2 separate regions of the Mus musculus genome follow, and region 2 is linked to region 1. The links are chromatin loops, found by intact Hi-C in ENCODE. Cell type or tissue: gastrocnemius. All regions are shown on one strand.

Evidence for each region. Hi-C counts contacts between places; a loop is a spot of excess contacts. Peaks named below come from ENCODE experiments on the same cell type or tissue, not always from the same donor. Only the 100,000 strongest peaks of a DNase experiment are listed, where the experiment ranks them.
Region 2: it touches region 1 in a loop (2.7-fold over the local background); 6 of 42 quality-filtered maps call a loop at or near these places.

Annotation. Positions count from the first base shown.
Region 1 is chr16:84,833,975-84,836,474 of GRCm38, reverse strand. It overlaps Atp5j (ATP synthase, H+ transporting, mitochondrial F0 complex, subunit F), which reads left to right and starts at 1,453. Exons shown (of 4, transcript NM_001302214.1): 1 at 1,453-1,666. Gabpa (GA repeat binding protein, alpha) reads right to left here and starts at 1,351. Exons shown (of 10, transcript NM_008065.2): 1 at 932-1,351. In gastrocnemius, a CTCF peak has its summit at 950; DNase peaks (open chromatin) are centred at 438, 837, 1,151 and 1,544; H3K4me3 peaks cover 2,500 bases; H3K27ac peaks cover 2,500 bases.
Region 2 is chr16:84,775,587-84,778,086 of GRCm38, reverse strand. The region is part of intron 1 of Jam2 (junction adhesion molecule 2); the gene reads right to left. Among named protein-coding and RNA genes, the nearest start is that of Jam2, 2.7 kb to the right of the region's middle. In gastrocnemius, a CTCF peak has its summit at 1,512; no DNase peak of the experiment used is centred here; H3K4me3 peaks cover 1,684 bases; H3K27ac peaks cover 2,104 bases.

The DNA.
Region 1 (2,500 bases):
TGCACACCTTTAATGCCGGCGCTCAGAAAATAGAGGCAGATAGGCCTCTAAACTCTAGGCCGGTCTAATCTACATAGCAAGTTCAAGGTCAGCCAGGCTAGAAAGTGACACCCAACACAAACTTACACGTACCCAGACACCACTTATAAGGTGCGCATGCGCACTTGTGGAGGTCAGAGAGCAGACAGTTCTCTCCTCCTTCCATCTGGATTCCAGAGGCTGAACAGTCTGGCTCGGCAGCAAGTGCCTTTACCTGTCGAACCATCTCACTGGCCTACCTAAGGATTTAGTTTCAAATGACTGTTTGTCATCGTGAAACGATGCGCTGGCACCATTCTCTATGCTGTGGACCCTAAGGGTGGAATCCCCTAAACTCCATCGTTGTGTTCACTGCACTACACCAACCCCCAAAAAAGGTCGGGGGGAGGAGTGGGGGAAGTTGGCAAGGTACAGTAACTTTCACTGACATCTTCGGGAAAGACGCAGAAAGTCATCCTATGCATTAGAACGATTGCACCGATGCGACTCTAGGACAGTTCCAGAAGGGCAATCGGTACTGCTAGTGCGGGGATGGCTGACTCGGGTGACAGACAGGTCTGGCATCTTCCCGAGAGACCCGGGAGCGCCCGGGGCTGTGCGCTCGGCCAGCGCGCCGAGCCTGGACCGCGCCCGTGCGACGGGCGACTCCGCCGCGTCCCGCAACGCGGCCCGGGCCACGCCGCTCCCCGCGCCCCTCCCCTCGGCTTCCCGCACAGCCTCTCCCGCCCCTCCCCACCAGGCTCCCTCAAGTCTCCACGAACGGAAATGGGAGTCGCAGCGCCGGGGACCCAGCGGAAACAAAACACAGAGGCGGCCGCGGGGGGGGACAAGCCCCGGAACCAGGCCGCCCGCGCGGGCCCGCGCTCCCCGCCAGCCCGCGTCCGCAACTCACCAGCTCCGGAATTCGTCCCGTGGCCCTAGCCCGCGCTTCCACAGCCGGCTGGGAACGGCGGCGGCGCGGGCTCCAGGTACAGCGCCTCTCCGGGCGAGCCGCGCCGCTCCCGCGAGTAGCAGGGTAAGGTCCCGGGGCCCTTCCCGTGGAATCGGCGCTAAGGAACCCCAGCCCCTCTCCCGCCTCCCAGGCACCCCCGGGCCTGGAACTACAACTCCCAGCAGGCTGCGCGGCCCGAAACGCCCGCGACGACGGGGCTCACGAGGCACAAACGCCCCCCAGCCGCTTTGGTTTTTTGTTTTGTTTTGGTTTTGGTTTTTACGCGCTCCTTTGTACCCCCACCCTACATCCACCTCCCCAACCCCAAGGATCGGGACGCTGACTCCGAAGGGAGCTTGAACTAGGGGACAGGCCAGAATACGCATGCGTACAGTGCAGTGTCTCCAAGAGGGAAAAGGGGGTGAAGTTAAAGTGTAGGAAAGATGGCGGAGTCTTAGCTGAGGGACCCGGAAGCACTTACCCTCCACTTCCTCCTCCTGTTTGGCTTCTGTCTCACCTAGAGGCGTCCGGTCGCAGACTCCCTTCGAGGCGCTTCCTGTCCGGTGAGCGTCGAACGACTGAAGCCGCGGCCCATAGTGCCTTGCGATGGCGGGTAGGCGTGTGTAGGCGGAGCCAGGGCCGGAAGTAGAACGGTGGCGGCGGCGGTGACTCTGGCAGCTCGGGACTCAGTGCAAGGTGACTGGGAGGGTAACTGGGCTAGCTCGGCCTCCTGGGACTGAGCTTCTGGGTTTCTTCACGAGGAGAGAGGGCTGCCCGTCACCTTTGCCCTGGGAGTAGAGCGCAGCCCCGTGTCCTTGGCACCGTCCTGGCCTGGCCTGGGGTCACAGGTGACCTCGGCCCTGCTGGGTATTCAGATTTGCCTTACGCTCACTAAATAAGACCGTGAATGCTCTCCTGGGAGCAGAGCGGGCCGACTCGAAAAGCAGAAAAGACGGGGTGGTGAGCCTGCAGCCCGCCTGGGGCAGCCCAAGGTCACGGCGCGCCACAGGCTTGTGAATAATGCAGGCGGCGATCGAGCCTCCTAAGACAGGAAAGGGCGATGGTGATATCCTAAAAGTTTTATATCCAATCTAGAAGTCATGCTTTGTCGATTGACTTTATGATTAGATACTCACGAGCAGCAAAGGGACTAGCCTTCGGCTAGGCTGGTCAGTCAACCGCTATAAATAGGAGAGCCGTGCGCCTTCCCAAAGCTACACCTCTGGGTTTGAACTTTGATTACCCCACCCCCACCCCCACCATGCTTTCCCCAATATTGTTACTATCAGACCTCTAACAAGCAGCAAGCTAGTGCAGGATATTAATTCAGTACGGAATTTGTCCCAAATGGTGTTCTACACTTAGGATGCCATTTGTCTTCCGTGTGATCATGAACAGATCGCATTCTCTATTTAATCTGAAAAAGTGAAAGGCAGTGAAGGAGAAACAACAAGTAGTTTTGGTAAGAGAGAATGTGGTCACTGTTAGAACGATTGAGTAGGACTTAGGAGGTGAGTATACATGTATGTT
Region 2 (2,500 bases), 58 kb after region 1:
TTCTGTCTTGATTGTGAACTTTCAGCATCTATAACTGTAAAAGAAAAAAATCTTTAAAAAATAAACTACCTAGTTTATGATATTTTGTCATGGCAGGCTGCATGGACTCAGAAGTCATCTGATATACACTAGATATACATTCACATCTACTAGATATACACTAGTTATACACTAGATGTACACTCACATCTACTAGATATACACTAGATATACACTCACATCTACTAGAACAAAGACTGGGTGCTTTGTTCAGTCACAGGGGAATAAGAACGGCAGTGAAAGATCAAAAAAGTTCTGCCTCACTGGAGAAGGAAACTGTTTATAGCTTGGATGAGTATTCTCCAAAGACCTATGTGTTAAAGGCCTGTGGTGCTATTGGGAAATGGTGGCACCTTTAAGAGGTGAAGCTACCTGGGTGTTCTACCACGTACCATTGTCAGTGTGCTCTTGGGGGGGGGGGGGGAATAGGTAATGTTATTCCTTCCTCTCTTTGGGTCCCTTGTTGGGGCCAGAACTGTCTTCCTCATGTTCCCTACGTGCTGTGTCAATATAGCTACAAAAGCAAAAGCCAGGCAGAGATTGAAATCTCTGGAAGTGGGAGGCAAAACAAACCTTTGCTCTTTCTAATATGATCACCCTGGATACTTTGTTACAGTAGCTGATAGGGGACCAATACATCAACTAAATACAAAAGTAGATGCCCATAGTTCAATAACTCATGTTAAACACACACACACACACACACACAAAATAACAAAAAATTTCCTAGACTACTTTCTGTGAGCGACATTAGAAACTGGCAGATGTAGGAAGAATGTGGTAAGTAAGATATTATAAGTACACATGGTTGGGTTGGGACAAAGCAGCAGTGTAGCTGTATCTGAGAGGAATATTAAAAGTACGAGGATGCAATTTCAGCATAAGGAATGCTCTAGTTCTTTAATAAATAAAAAATACGAGTCTATCATCAACTAAATACATATTAGTTATATATTTATTAATAAGCCCAGGCTGATATTAAAATAAGTGATTAAATAAGATCCTAAAACAAGTGTGTAAGTAAGTTTGAGAAGACATATTTCCGGTGCATACAAGCCCGAAATAATCTATGAAGAAATTTGACCCTGGAGAAAATGAAATACATTCCTATGTGTGTGTATATGTGCTCTGTGTATGTGCGCAAGCTTATACATGTGTGTTTATGTCATGTAAGTCCTCATTTCTAGCCCTTGCTTCCTACCTCTGAGACTGACTGTCGCCCTCATTCCTTGATAATTTTTGGAGATATTCTCACCATAATCCAGGCTGTCCTTGAATCCTTTGTGGCCTTGAATGGTCTGTCTGCCTCCTGCCCGCCTGCTGAGATTATAGTCATGTATCACCAACCAACCCAGCCTCTGTCCGTTAGTGTGAGCTGAAAATATCGACATTTCTTTAAAACAGTATAGTGTGGAATTGAGGATAGCACAGTAGGGAGCCCTTGCAGCAAGCTGACACACACTGCCTCCACCAGGCCAAGAAGGTTAAAAGCATAGTGACAGGTCATGTCCCCTGGATTAGGAGAGGATGAAAATGTCTTTCCTTTCTCTTCCTTCTTCCTCCAAAAACCCTATGACATCATTTAACCACAAATGAAGCATCTGAGATATACCAGTTGAAGGAAATTTAACAGCGTAATTAACCAGCACCTGTCAAGGTCATAAAAAACAAGGGGTGTCTGAAATACTGCCACAGCCAAGAGGAGCATAAAGGAAGAAGACCGTTAATCCAAATGTGGTATCCCGGGACAGAAAAGGACATTCCATAAGAATGAGGAAGATCTAAGCAGAGTATCCCATGTGACACTATATAATAATAAGACTGTAATGGTGGTAACTGGGTATAGAGTATATGGGAACTATCTATGCTAATGTCCCCTTTCTTTACAGCTGAATTGTTTTTGAAAGTTTTAAATGTGTTAAAAGGGAAGAAAACACGCTTGAAATGCCAGACCTTCTGGCACTGAGGGAACAGTATGAGAAAGGTCCCGTGCTGCTTCCCAACTTCTTCCTTACAGGTATCAGAGTTAGTGGAGCCTGCCGATAACCTAGATATGGAAGAACTCATTCTACACATTCAGTATTAGCCTTCGCTGGCTTCTGGATTGACTACGCTGGAATGACAAACGGCATCTATTGTTTCTATTTTGATGACAGAATGGGAATAACAGAGAAAAACTATTTTATTTTTAAATGACTCCTGTTAAAGTGAGACTTAAAAGCTCAGAGGAACACAGAACTTTTCACCTTAACTTTTTGTTTTTTTAGTTACGCTACCTCCAGATTCCAGCTTCGTCGCTGATTTTCATACTCAGTACATTACCTCTCAAACCCTAAGTGTTCCGTTTGATACCAGCTGATATTTCAGCATGCATAAAGATTTCATTGCGAATGTCAACTTCCTGGCTTGATATATACCTCCCCCTGAGTCAGCAGGCACCCTGTTCGGGTTCTGAGCGGCA